2 separate regions of the Homo sapiens genome follow, and region 1 is linked to region 2. A link is a contact called in ENCODE POLR2A ChIA-PET data. All regions are on one chromosome and are shown on one strand. The core of a region is the stretch at or near the end of the contact, and the rest is flanking DNA. Distances in the headings are between cores, read along the strand shown.

Evidence for each region. ChIA-PET counts read pairs that join two places held with the same protein, here RNA polymerase II (POLR2A).
Region 1: POLR2A ChIA-PET joins it to region 2 with 15 read pairs in WTC11. The contact joins the promoter of CHRNA3 here to the promoter of CHRNA5 in region 2. POLR2A ChIA-PET finds 5 or more read pairs at or near these places in 5 of 52 experiments (GM12878, HEK293, SK-N-SH and 1 more).

What each region holds. Positions count from the first base shown.
Region 1 is chr15:78,617,864-78,624,903 of GRCh38, forward strand. CHRNA3 (cholinergic receptor nicotinic alpha 3 subunit) reads right to left here and starts at 3,133. Exons shown (of 6, transcript NM_000743.5): 1 at 2,850-3,133; 2 at 913-1,052; 3 at 754-798. The coding sequence starts at 2,931. CHRNB4 (cholinergic receptor nicotinic beta 4 subunit) reads right to left here. Exons shown (of 6, transcript NM_000750.5): 6 at 6,248-7,040.
Region 2 is chr15:78,564,111-78,570,966 of GRCh38, forward strand. CHRNA5 (cholinergic receptor nicotinic alpha 5 subunit) reads left to right here and starts at 1,410. Exons shown (of 6, transcript NM_000745.4): 1 at 1,410-1,715. The coding sequence starts at 1,610. RefSeq lists an enhancer at 608-797 and a silencer at 1,608-1,697.

The DNA of each region.
Region 1 (7,040 bases), core at 1,883-4,382, 55 kb after region 2:
CATGTGGAAGGCAATTTCTTGGCCTCGATCTGAACAGGAAAATCTACTCCCACGCTACCAACAACAGCAGCATCTTATTCTGACTTAAGAATGAGTATAGGGGCTGTGCACAGTGGCTTCTGCCTGTAACCCCAGCACTTTGGGAGGCTGAGGTGTGTGGTTTGCTTGAGATCAGGCGTTCGAGACCAGCCTGGGCAACATGGCGAAACCCTGTCTCTATAACAAATCCAAAAATTAGCCAGACGTGGTGGTGCACAGCTGTGGTCCCAGCTACTTGGGAGGCTGAGGCAGGAGAACTGCTTGAACCCTGCTGGTGGAGATTGCAGTGAGCCGAGATCACGCCACAGCACTCCGGCCTGGGTGACAGAGCGAGATCCCGTCTGGAAAAAAAACTGAGTTTTTAGCAAGAGGGAGAGAAGGAGGTGTCTCAGGCACCACCCCAGGGTTTGGGGGCAGGGCTTCAATCTCAGGTTCGTACTCTTCTGTTGTGTGAACATGGAGAATGTCTTTCTCCAGGCTGCAACCTGTCCATCTGGGACTTGAGGGGTTGGGCCCTACAGTCCTTCCAGGGGGACTGTAGGGCAGTGCATGTGACCTCAAGCCTTAGAAGAGATATATCTGCCAGTCAGTGGACCCCAATCTGGGTTCCACAGAAGTAAATGAAGCCTGGTCTTTAGGCCTTTCTTGGTTCACCTAAAGCAAATAAAACAGTCACCACCAGGGGGCAGCAGTGCCTAGGGTCTGGTCACTTACTTGCTTGAGCCACAGGTTGGTCTCCATGATCTGGTTTACTTCATCCTAGAAAGAGGAATTAAAGTTGACAGGAGAATTACAAAACAAGACTAATTCTGGGAAAGGCTCCTCCAGAAGCCCCGGTCCCCATGGCCACGGCTCGTGGCTTCCAGCACTCACCACCTTCACCAGCTGAGACATGGACACCTCGAAATGGATGATGACTGGGTCAGACACGTTGGCTACAGGCCGGATGATCTCATTGTAATCTTCAAACAGCCGCTCAAATAGACGGTGCTCAGCCTCTGAGGCCCTGGCCACTGTGGGAAGCAGCCCTGTCAGTCCCTGGGGAAATCGTTACTTAACCTCCCCCACCCAGCCCAGCAGAAACATCACCCATCTACAGCATCCCCTCCACCTGTGGGGGGATTCTGTGGAACCCTAGACTTTCAGGCCAGTCTAACCCAGTGGGTTACAAAATGGGAAACTGAGGCCCAAGAGGGGCAGGATTCTACCTGGCCACACGCATTCAGTGAGAAGCACAGTGGTTGCAAGCCTGGGCTCTGGAGTTGGACAGATCTGGTGCAAATCCTGACAAATCACTTGTAAGCTGTGTGAGCTTAGGCAAGTGGCTTAACCTCTCTGAACCTGTGTCTTTACCAGTCAAAATAAGGATTATAAACGTATCCACCTCAAAGGGTTGTTGTGAAGGAAGTGCACAGCTTGGTGCTGCGGTAAGAGGTCAAGAACTATTCGCAATCTTTTCCTGGGTTGTTTCTGCCGGGTGGGGGTGTGGGGCAAATGCTGTCTGCCTGGGTACAGCCACTCACTGCTTCCACGATGGAAAGATGGCCAGTCCGCTCCCAGGGGCAGGGCCAACCACGGTCGCCCAGGCCCAGGTCTTCTACCTCCCAGCCTCCGGGAGAACACAGCCCAGGTCTGGGCCTCTCCTGCATTCCACCCTGTAGGGGTGGCCACCAGCCCTCTTAGAAGCCAAGGCACTGTGTGACTCCCGTGATCTCGTGTGACCCCCAGCTCTTGCTGATGCTGTCTTCATATCCTGATGAAAGACTCTGACCTCTGCAACCCTTGGGCACCCCTCTTTGTTCCTAAGCCACACCCCAGCACAAGTGAGGCATACCGGGTCAGCTGTCTTCTGATTCCCACGTACAGATCTGGGGGCAGCTTGGGGAAGCGGGAGGAGAATCCTCTAGGAAGTTGAATCCAACTTCCTCAGGTCTTGAAATAGGATTTTTCCTGCTCCCCACTCTCCTTCCCCAGGATGAAAGAAGGGTCCCAGGCAGGAGGTCGGTTGAGAGCGTATGGCGTTCTGAGTAGTGCAGGCCTCGGCACCGAGGGCGGAAAGCGCTCTGAGCTCACAGCCGCACGACAGACCGCCGGCCTGGGCCCTCCAGGAATTCCCTGCAGCCTTGCCCGGTCCCCGACTCTCGCTACCCACCAGCCCTCCCAGGCACCCAAGAGCCTCCCAGCGGCGGGCCAGGGCCGGCTTCCCCCAGCAGGCTCCTCTGGAGAGCGGGAGGAAGACAGGAGGCGCTCTCCCGGTGGAGGGTCCCTCAGCGACGCAGCCAGGAGCGCTAGGAGGCTACAACCGGAGGAGAGGCTGGCGCTCCAGCTCCAGCCCCAGTCCCGAAGCGACTCCCCTCTTCCCGAGGTGGCCTTGGCCAAGTCTTCAGCCATCTCCGTCAAATGAGGAGGTGGGCGGGATGCAGACGGTGGAGCGGGAGGCTTGGGCGCGCCAGTTTGGGAGCCAGTGCGCGGGGCAGGGCGACGGGCAGCGCGGGGACGCGAATCCCCAACTCCTGCGCCCAAGACGAAGGACCCGGTCTCGACCTCCCCATCACCCGGCGCGTACCAGCGCCCGCTCAGTGACTCCCAGGTTTGGTGGTGGCTAGGGGTGGGAGGTGAGCCGAAAGGGAAAAAGCCACCCCACCCAAGTCGCCGCCGGGCTGGAGCCAGTCTGCGCGGGTTCCGAGTCCCCGGCGACGGCGCCAGCCCTCTCCGCTCGCCCGCGCGGTGTTCTCGCCGGCAGCCCCTCCGGACCCCGCGCCCCTTCTCGGGCGCCCGTCCCTCCGGAGCCCTAACGCCTGTGCGCGTACCTGGCAGCAGAGACAGCAGCAGCAGCAGCAGCAGCCGCGGCGGCGACAGCGCCAGGGGCAGCGAGAGCGGGCCAGAGCCCATGGCTGGTGGCCGGGCTGGCCGCGGACCCGGACGGTCGGGAGCGGGCGCGGCGGTCGCAGAGACGGCCTCTCCCCGCGCGGCTCCAGCGCAGACCCCAGACCTGGAGCCGTGCGGGCGGAGACGCGCGGGGCTCCTCTCCGCTTCGCCGCCGCTGGGTTTCCAGCGCCCTCGGACCCGCGGGAGGACAGGAACCATCCGGAGTGAAGCTGCGCCAGGCGCGGGCGGGCGGGCGGGCGTGCGCGGGGCGGGGCGTACGTGCGGTAGGGGAAGGGGCTCCAGGTCCCAGTCCCCAGCGCCGGGCGAGCTCCTTCTCCGCCGGGCTGGGTGCTCCGGCCGGCGGCGTCCGACCAGATCTGAGCAGGTGCTGTCACCACCACCAGGAAGGAGAGGGACTCAGTTTCTGTCCCAGGTTTCCGGGGCGTGTGCAGCTCCCGCAGGGGGTTGGGACCACCGGGCTAGGCGGGCGCCGTAGGAGAGACGCTAACACACCCTGGGAAGGACGCCTTGTGTATCTCATGCTATTAAATAATTGTTAAATATTTTAGCCGGGAGCAGTGGCTCACGCCTGTAATCCCAGCCAGCACTTTGGGAGGCCAAGGCGGGCGGATCACGAGGTCAGAGACCATCCTGGCTAACATGGTGAAACCTCGTCTCTACTAAAAATACTCTACAAATTAGCCCGGCGTGGTGGCAGGCACCTGTAGTCCCAGCTACTCGGGAGGCTGAGGCAGGAGAATGGCGTGAACCCGGGAGGCAGAGCCTGCAGTGAGCCGAGATTGCGCCACTGCACTCCAGCCTGGGTGACAGAGTGAGACTTCATCTCAAAACAAAACAAAACAAAACAAAAAAACTTAGATATAGTACTGGTATTTTTTTTTTAAGTCCTTATAGCTTAGGGGTGGGTGGAAGTTAGTTGAAACAATATTGGCTATGAGTTGATAATTGTCGAGGCAGGATGATGGTACCTGGAGGTTTGTTATACTGTTCTCTTAACTTTGGAATACGTTTGGATTGTTCCTTAATGAAAAATTTTTTGGGGTGATCAGACCCAACCCCAGGCCATGGGGGTGACAAAGTCAGGCGGAGTCAAAAGAATGAGAAAAGACAAGAGAGAAAGCGGGACCAGGCGGCCAACGTATGGAGGCTACGAAGGCCCCCAGCTGTGGGAGCCCACGCTATTTATTGGTGATCAAAGAAACAGGTGGTGAGGATGTGGGGGTTGAAAGGAAGCGGTGTATCAAGCAAATGAACTACAGCTGTGACGGTAGTTCACCTCCCATCCCAAAGTGCTGGGATTACAGGCGTGAGCCACTGTGTGCAGCCTCATCTGCTCTTCTGATGGAGCAATCTGAGAGGGCAATGGGGTTCCCACCCTAGTCCCCTGCAGAACCTGTCCCCTTCCCCGCCACCATCTGCAACCCCAAGAATGTGCACTGATTGGCCAGGCAGGGTGCCCTGGAGCCTCCTGCCCTCTCTGACCACCCACCAGGGATGGGGGGCACCTTGATGTTGGCTTCTTTGACATCCTTTTATTGCAGGAGGAAGTTCTGTCATAAACTCTCCTCCTGGCATTCAGCAAATGGAGAGTCACCTTTATCATTTCCAGAATGTGCTGTTTACCCATATTAAAACCAAACAAAAGGAGACAGTTTGTGGAATGGAAAATGTAAGAATTGGGACCCACCTCTCAGGCCTCCAATTACAGCATTCTCAACTCTTGGCAAATGTCCCCCATTGGGACAATACTGTAAGTTATATATCCAACAAAGGACTTGTATCCAGAATGTATAAGGAACTCTCAAAACTCAACACTAAGTGTAGATGCATATGAGGGGTCTTACTGGGGTGATGCAGATGTTCTAAAACTGGATTCTGGTGGTAAGCTTACGACAACTCTTTGAATTGTACTTCAAATGGGTGGATTTTATGGTATGTAAATTATACCTCAATAAAGTTGTTTTCTAAAGAAAGTCTCAATGGTAAGAAAACGAACAATTTTTTAAATGAGCAAAAGAGTTAAACAGACTCTTCACCAAAGAGGTATACAGAAGACAAAAAAAAAAAAAAAAGCACGTGGAAGATGTTCAAATCACTAGCCATCAGGGACACGCAAATTAAAACCAGGGTGGAATCCAGTTGCTGAACAACTGGATCTCTCATACTTTGGTGGGATTGCAAAATGGTATAGCCACTCCAGAAAACAGTTTGACAGTTTCTTTCTCTTTCTTTTGTTCTTTTTTTTTTTTGACAGAGTCTCGCTCTGTCACCCAGGCTGGAGTGCAGTGGCACGATCTCGGCTCACTGCAACCTCTGCCTCCCAGGTTCAAGCAATTCTCCTGCCTCAACCTCCCGAGTAGCTGGGATTACAGGTACACACTACCACACCTGGCTAATTTTTGTATTTTTAGTAGAGACAGGGTTTTACCATATTGGCCAAGCTGGTCTTGAACTCCTGACCTTAGGTGATCTGCCGCCTTGGCCTCCCAAAGTGTTGGGGTTACAGGTGTGAGCCACCATGCCCGGCCTCAACAGTTTCATATAAAGTTAAATATACACTTACCATATAACCTAGCAATCACCCTCCTGAGTGTTTAAATAAATGAAAACTTTTATTCATACACAATCCTATATGTGAATCTTTATATTAGCTCTATTCATAATTGCCAAAAACTGGAAACAGCCTAAATGTGCGTCAACATCATACCACTGAACACTCCTCAGCAATACGAAAAAAACCCAACTTGATTGAATCTCGAAGGCACTATGCTGAATTAAAGAAGCCAGTCTCCAAAGGTCACTACTGTATGATTCCATTTAAATGGCATTCTTGAAAAGACCCGACTGTAGTGAAGGAGAAAAGATATGTGGTTGCCAGGGGCTAGGAGTGCAGGGAGTCAGGACTCTAAAGGAATAGCAGGACGGAGTTGTTTTGCGTGACAGATCTTTCCTGGGTCCTGATTGTGATGGTGGTTATACCAATCTATACATGTGTTAAAATTCCTAGAACTATATATTTAAAAGTCAATTTTATTGTATAATAATTTTTAAAACAGAATTTTTTAGAACATCCTCCTCCATTCCACAAATATTTTGAGTGCCTACTACATGCCAGGCACTGTGCAAAAGGCAGTATGTGCGAGGAGTGAATCAGAGCATCCGTGTGGGAGACAGACCTGAACCCAGCCATGAGAGAGAAGTGGAAAGTGACCAGCACCGCAGTCATGGAGGAGCAGGTCATGCCTTTCAGATGGGGGAACTAGGGATGGCTGCTCAGAGGAGGGGCATCTGGACTTGAAGGAGGGGTAGGAGCCATTCATTCATTCAACAAACATTTATTGAGCACCTACTGTGTGCCAAGCTCTGTCCTAGGCCCTGGGGATACTACCACGAATGTGAAGGAGCAGGTCCCTGTTCTCATGGAGCTCACACTCTAGTGGGTGAGCTGTGGATGACATACATGCCACCAGATAAGAGCGACAGGTACACAGGAGTGCTCGAGGAAGGAGGCAGGGTAACGTGACTGTAGGGAGGCTGCTTTAGAATGATTGGGTGGTTAGGGAAGGCCTCTCAGAGGAGGTGACATTGGAGCAAAGAATGGATTGGAGCCATGCCCTGACTGATGTGGCTGTGGAAAGAGCTTGGGAAGCCCTGGGGGAAGAGGAAGAAGGTTCAGGTAGAAGATAGGGAAGGCCAGGCATAGTGGCTCACACTTGTAATCCTAGCACTTTGGGAGGCCGAGGCAGGTGGGTCATTTGAGGTCAGGAGTTCGAAATCAGCCTGGCCAACAAAAATACAAAAATTAGCTGGGCACGGTGGCGGCTTTCTGTAATCCCAGCTACTTGGGAGGTTGAGGCAGGAGAATCACTTGAGCCTGGGCGATATAGCAAGACTCCGTTTAAAAGAAAAAAAAAAAGATGATGATATGGCAAATGCCAAGCCTCTGAGCTGGGAAGAATCTAGAAGTGTGTGAGGAACTGGACAAGGGGAAGTGGAGAGAGATGGTGATGGAGAGGCAGGCCGGCACCATGCCTGAAGCATAGTAGGTGCTGCTACGAAGTCATCTTTATCCCCATTGCCCGGTGCAGGGAAGGAAGACAGGCCAGAATTGA
Region 2 (6,856 bases), core at 160-2,659:
ATGAATTGCATAAGTGCCTGTAAGTCCCATAAATTCTTCAGAGTAAAATGTAAATTTGCAGTGAAAGGATGATAGGTACTGTCTTTCATTTCTGTGCAGAAGTGCAATTAATTACTAATCTGGTTAACATCTTGTGCATCCCTTTTCTGTGGCCCCTTTGTTTAAGTCCTGTTTAAACAGATTGGCTCCATTGGATGTAATTTACATTTTTCCAGCTGTATTTGGACCTAAGAAGAGCATCTTCACTGAATTTTGCTGTTTAGATTCTTTGCAACCAGGTTTAGTTTTTCACAGATTTACTAGTCTGGAGGGTGGAGTGAAATTTTTGCTCACAATGAGTCTTAGAGGTGTCACCTCCATAAAGCGTTCTGTGAAGAGTCAGCGGCTCCCTCTGCCACTGAAGTTTAAAGATAATTCGCCTGAATCCCTTCAGCCAAATGAAGCTTTCTAATTATGGACAGAGAGGATGAAATATAGGGTCTGGAGGGATTTGAGACGGGTTTCCAGCAGTCGGCACCAATCTCCACCAGAGGTGCTAAGTGTCTGTAGCAGATAGTCACTAATATTTACAAATGTTAATTGATGACAACACGGAGGGCGATGCCCACGTTTGAGGCGACTGCATATCATTTCCGGGGATGGCTTGAGTGAGTGTCAGAGCTGTACCTTCCCGAGTCCTCTAGTTTATCTGCCTCGGTTCCTCGCTTCCAGACGAGGAAACAGGCCCAGAGAGGAAAGTGACTTGCCCAGGGTTGTCTCGCTGGTCCACAACACAGGTCTCCTGGTGGGGACCCCTTGGCTGACACGACAGCCCCAGGAGGCAGTCAAGCTGCGACTGGTACTTCCTGGTGAGAAAGACTTGAGTGGGCAGCGGGGCCCATGGAGAGCGCTGCAGCCTGGAGCAAGTCCCCCACCACTGTGATTCTGCCCCAGCCTCCAGCTTGTTTCTTTCTGATCACAACTCGGAATTACTTTATTTACATTTTCTATCAGCTGGGAGCAATCTGTCCCTCTGCTTCCCCTTTTGGTGCTGAGCACAGAGCAGACATCAATGAATAGCTGTTATCTTAAGGTGTGCAGTGACTAGGCCAAGGACATCCGGTGGTTAGAGAAGGACGCGCCTGCGATGCCAGCCTCAAGTCTTTGCCTTCCTGGAACTCTGCTCCAGGGTCGCACCTGCCCAAAGGAAGGCCTGGAGGCGGGGGCCAGGGCGATGGGGCTGGGCCAGGCGTGGAAAAAGAGGAGCTAGGAGCAGACAGGGTTGGACCAGAGGCGGGGCGGGGTGGGGAAAGGGTTGGTGGGGATCGGAGGCGGGGCTATGAATAGACCGGACTGGGCCAAAAGGAACAAGGCGAGGATTGGGCGGGGCCAGAGGGAAATAGGGGCGGGGCTAGGCGCCGGGAGCTTCCACATGCGTCCCGAGCCCGCCAGAAGCTGCTAGGCTGAGGCTGCTGTCCCGGCGGGAGCTGTGGCGCGGAGCGGCCCCTCTGCTGCGTCTGCCCTCGTTTTGTCTCACGACTCACACTCAGTGCTCCATTCCCCAAGAGTTCGCGTTCCCCGCGCGGCGGTCGAGAGGCGGCTGCCCGCGGTCCCGCGCGGGCGCGGGGCGATGGCGGCGCGGGGGTCAGGGCCCCGCGCGCTCCGCCTGCTGCTCTTGGTCCAGCTGGTCGCGGGGCGCTGCGGTCTAGCGGGCGCGGCGGGCGGCGCGCAGAGAGGTAAGCCCGGGCTGCAGAGGGGCGGGGCGGGAGCTGGCCCGGACTCCACATCGCGGTGCCCAGGAAGCCGCCAGGCGACGGCCGCCGGAAAACCTGGTTGCGAGGGGAGGTGGGTTTTTTTCTCCTGGGGGCTTGGAGTGAGGTTTCAGTTTAAATGTCCAGATTTGCTCATTTAAATGCAGAGAAAGGGCTACTTGGGTGGGTTTTCTTTGTTGTTCCACGACCTGCATCGCTGGAGACTACGAGGCTGGCTTAGCGTATACTTCCACACAACTTTTTCAGTAAAAGATGCCACTCTTGTCCAGCAGGGCTTTCCTGTCCTGGTGGCAGCCAAGCTTCCCATTTTGTTGCCCATTTACGGGATATAGAGACTCTGGGGTTCATTCTAGGGGTTGGGACTTATCTTCCACCTCCTGCCCGCCGCCTCTTCCTCCATCCCTGTCCCCTACCCACCGCAGCATTTGAAAACCTTTCCTTTCGCCGGAGATGAAAGGTGTGTGTTGTAGCAGGCTAGGCGGCCAACTTCCCTGGCTTCGGGGCTAATCGTTTGCATCCAGAGTTCCTCACTAGCTCCTTAGAGCACAGCTTTTTTCAGCCTGCTGTTTTTCAAGAGGTTTTGGACAGGAATGGAAACAACAAAAGAAATCGCGTAGTCCTACATGTTTCAAGTGCTTGGGAAAGTTTTAGAGTCAGTTCTCTCAATACCTTGAAGAAAAACACGTTTGTGGAGCAGCTATGGTGTGATCTAAACGTAGAAAAGCTAAGCATCCGTTAAGCAAGATATGATTACAGAAGTTCACTACGTCTGTATTTCAGGTTTTATGAGTGAGTTTCTTAAATAGTGGAAATATTGCAAGAACCTTTTCTTGCCTTTCCTTTGTTAAGGTTTTTAATCTATGGCTCCTGATTTTAGGAAGTAATAAGACTAGAATAATTCATTGCAGGATGTATTGCTTAGTGTAGACCGAAGAGAAATAAGATGGAGGGTGATTTAAACAAATGAAGAAAATCCTGGGCAGAGAGAGTTAAACAGAAAGAAAGGAATGTGATTTTGGAGCCAGGCAAACCTGTATTCAAATTATGGCTCTGGTGCATCCTGACTGGACGAACTTCTCTCAGCTGTTTTCCTTCTTTAAGAAATGGCGGGCCGGGCGCGGTGGCTCACGCCTGTAATCCCAGCACTTTGGGAGGCCGAGGCGGGCAGATCACGAGGTCAGGAGATCGAGACCATCCTGGCTAACACAGTGAAACCCCGTCTCTACTAAAAATACAAAAAAATTAGCCGGGCGTGGTGGTGCGCGCCTGTAGTCCCAGCTACTCGGGAGGCTGAGGCAGGAGAATGACGTGAACCCGAGAGGCGGAGGTTACAGTGAGCCGAGATCGCGCCACTGCACTCCAGCCTGGGCAACACAGCGAGACTCCGTCTCAAAAAAAAAAAAAAAGAAAAGAAAAGAAATGGGGGTAATAATCATGCTTACCTCTCAGAGTTCTTTTGAGGATTAAATAATGCATATAAAATGCCAGGCACAGTGCCTGACACTCGAGAAAATGGTAGTTCTCTACCCCTTTTGATGAAACTGAACTTTAAAAATCTGTTTCATGTCTTTTAATATAGAACACTGTAGCCAAGCATTAAATAGTGTAAATAGCTATCTCCCTTCATGCATGGTGTTCAGTGTTATAACAAAGTGAAATCGATTAGTTCCTGCTTTCTGCCCCACTTAGTTAATATCTCTCTCATAATAACCATCTGGTTCTATTGCACTTCTGTTTCCTCCTGCTTCCACGTAAGCTCCTTAAGAACTGTGATTCTTGTTTATCTTTGTATCGCCAACACCTGCCTTAATGTAGGAGCCCAGTGAAGGTTTGCGGAAGGAAGGAGTGGAACAGTATTACCTCTCTGGATATTAGTTTCTCCATCTGGATGGTGAGGGGCCATTAAAGGATCCCCCTTCCACCTTGAAAATTATAAGATTCTGTGTGCTCTTAGAAGTGATCATCTTGAAGAACAAAGTGATACTGAATGGATGATGTAATTGCACACTTGCTCTTAACTGTTAATATGCATTTGTGTACAACTGTCGTTCCATGTGGGTGGCTGAAAGTACTGTCTGGAAATAGGAGACCTGCCACTCGCTGTCTGTGTTTCCTTGGACGTATTACTTGACCTTGCTGATTCTTTGTTTCTCTCTCTTTAAAATGAAAGGGCGGTAGTAGATGTTTTTAAGTCAACTTTAAGTTTTTTAAGTTCAAATATAATTACCTTTATTTTTACAATTTATTGTTTTCATATTCGTCTTAGGTTCTTAATAGTAACTTTTCCCTGTGGTTTTCTGTGAGCCAGTTCCCAGGTAAAGAGAATATCTAGTCAGCCCGCAGCTATTATTTGGCTGATGAACGGTCACAGAGCTGTGGAAAGTGGCTCAGGAGACAATTAAAGTATAATATATTAAAGTATAATGAACTAGTACATCAAGATAATACAAGCATTTTAAACTGACCTGTGATTGGGACAGTGATTATGGAAGTTAGATAGTCATTAACTACCTAACTAGTTATATTTCTTACTATTTCTTAGCTATGTGACATTTTAAAGCCAATGGTTATATTTCTTAGCTGTGTGACATTTTATTTTTTTAATTTTTTTTTTAAAATATTACTTTAAGTTCTGGGATACATGTGCAGAACCTGCAGGTTTGTTACATAGGTATACATGTGCCATGGTGGTTTGCTACACCTATCAACCTGTCATCTAGGTTTTAAGCCCCACATGCATTAGGTATTTGTCCTAATGCTCTCCCTCCCCTTGCCCCCAACCTCCCGACAGACCCTGATGTGTGATGTTCCCCTCCCTGTGTCCATGGATTCTCATTGTTCAACTCCCACTTATGAAAGAGAACATGCGGTGTTTGGTGTCTGTTCCTGTGTTAGTTTGCTGAGCATGATGGTTTCCAGCTTCATCCATGTCCCTGCAAAGGACATGAACTCATTCTTTTTTATGGCTGCACGCTATGTGACATTTTAAATGGCTGAACCTTAATTTTAATTACTATATGTAGTGGCTGAAAATGAAATAGGAAAATGAAATAATTCATAGAAAATGAGAGCTATGAAAGATTTTTTTCTTCTCATCTTTAGTCATTTTCATTAACATTTTCAGAAGCTAACAGAAATACACACATACTGACTGTCAGTTTTACTTTTGTTATATATATGTCCTTACGTAAACTTTATACACAATTTAATTTGCAATTTAAAATTATTTTGATTTCCAAGAAATACTAAATATGTGAACTAGACTGAGCAGCTGGAGGGTAGGATTTCATTTGTCTGTGTATTTCCTGATACACTGCAGATATACCTGCATTTATTAATGTAGCCTATGGATTGAACTCTGAGCTTTTTTTCAACCTATAATCTACAAATGAGATCTAGCAAGTAATTTTTTATAATTAGGATATGAAGTTTTAGTTCAGTAATTTCAGTACAGAACTTTTTCTTCTAATAGCATTATTTTTCTTAAAGCATTGGAATTAAATTATCAGATGATAGTTTAAGTTCACTATTAAATAAGCATGTCGACAATTAGAGTTGTTAAATATTGGAATTTTTTTTTTTTTTTTTTTGAGACGGAGTCTTGCACTGTTGCCCAGGTTGGAGTGCAGTGGTGCAATCTCGGCTCACTGCAAGCTCTGCCTCCCGGGTTCACGCCGTTCTCCTGCCTCAGCCTCCCAAGTAGCTGGGACTACAGGCACCCGCCACCACGCCTGGCTAATTTTTTGTATTTTTAGTAGAGACGGGGTTTCACCATGTTAGCCAGGATGGTCTCGATCTCCTGACCTCATGACCCGCCCGCCTCGGCGTCCCAAAGTGCTGGGATTACAGGTGTGAGCCACCGTGCCCGGCCTGGAATTGTTTTTGAAAGAAGTTTAGAATTTGTTTCTTTAAACATCTGTTCCACAGAACAGCATGGGTATAGTGTTTTTTTTGTTTTTGTTTTTGTTTTTTTTCTTGAGACAGAGTCTCACTCTGTCGCCCAGGCTGGAGTGCAGTGGCATGATCTTGTCTCACTGCAGCCTCTGCCTCTGGGTTCAAGTGATTCTCCTGCCTCAGCCTCCCAAGTAGCTGGGATTACAGGCATGTGCCACCATGCCTGGCTAATTTTTGTATTTTTAGTAGAGATGGGGTTTCTCCATTTTGGCCAGGCTGGTCTTGAAAACTCCTGACCTCAGGTGATCCGCCTGCCTCGGCCTCCCAAAGTGTTGGGATTACAGGCGTGAGCCACCGCGCCTGGCCTGGGTATAGTTTTATAATGACAATATGATAGAAAGGATTATTTAAAATCATCCTTTTCTGTTCTATGATGAAAAATGTTAATTTAGATGTTTTGTTCTCCTTTGAGGAAACATGATATTGTTTGTCCTACTGTTTATTTATTTATTATTTTTATTGAGGCAGAGTCTTGCTCTGTCACCTAGGCTGGAGTGCAGTGGCGTGATCTTGGCTCACTGACACCTCTGGCTCCTGGGTCCAAATGATTCTCGTGCCTCAGCCTCCCAAGTAGCTGAAATTACAGGCATGTGCCACCAATCCCGGCTATTTTTTTTTTTTTTTTTTTTTTTTTAGTAAAGACAGGGTTTCACCATGTTGGCCAGGCTGGTCTTGAACTCCTGGCCTCGAATGATCCGCCCGCCTTGGCTTCGCAAAGTGCTGGGATTACAGGTGTGAGCCACCACGCCCGGCCCCTCCTACTGTGTTTAATTCAGTGACTTCATGCTCTTCTCTTCCAAAGTGTGATTATAAAATATAGCCTTTTACCAGTAAAAATAGGAGTTAAATATGAATATTTGAATTCTGACAAAAAAGGTGATATGAACTTTTAGGTTTTATTTTTATCTGGTTTTATTTTCATTTTTATTTTACATTCAACTGTATGTATGGAATTAGGCAAAACTCTTTCCTCTAGGTCAGGATTTCTCAACCTCTGAAATTTTGTACTGGGTTATTCTTTGTTGTCAGAGGGGGGCGTCCTGTGCCTTGTAGGATGTTTAGCAGCATACTGGTCTCTAGCCATGAGATGCCAGTAGCACCCACTGAAAAATGTCTCCAGACATTGTCAGATGTGCCCTGGGGGCAAAATT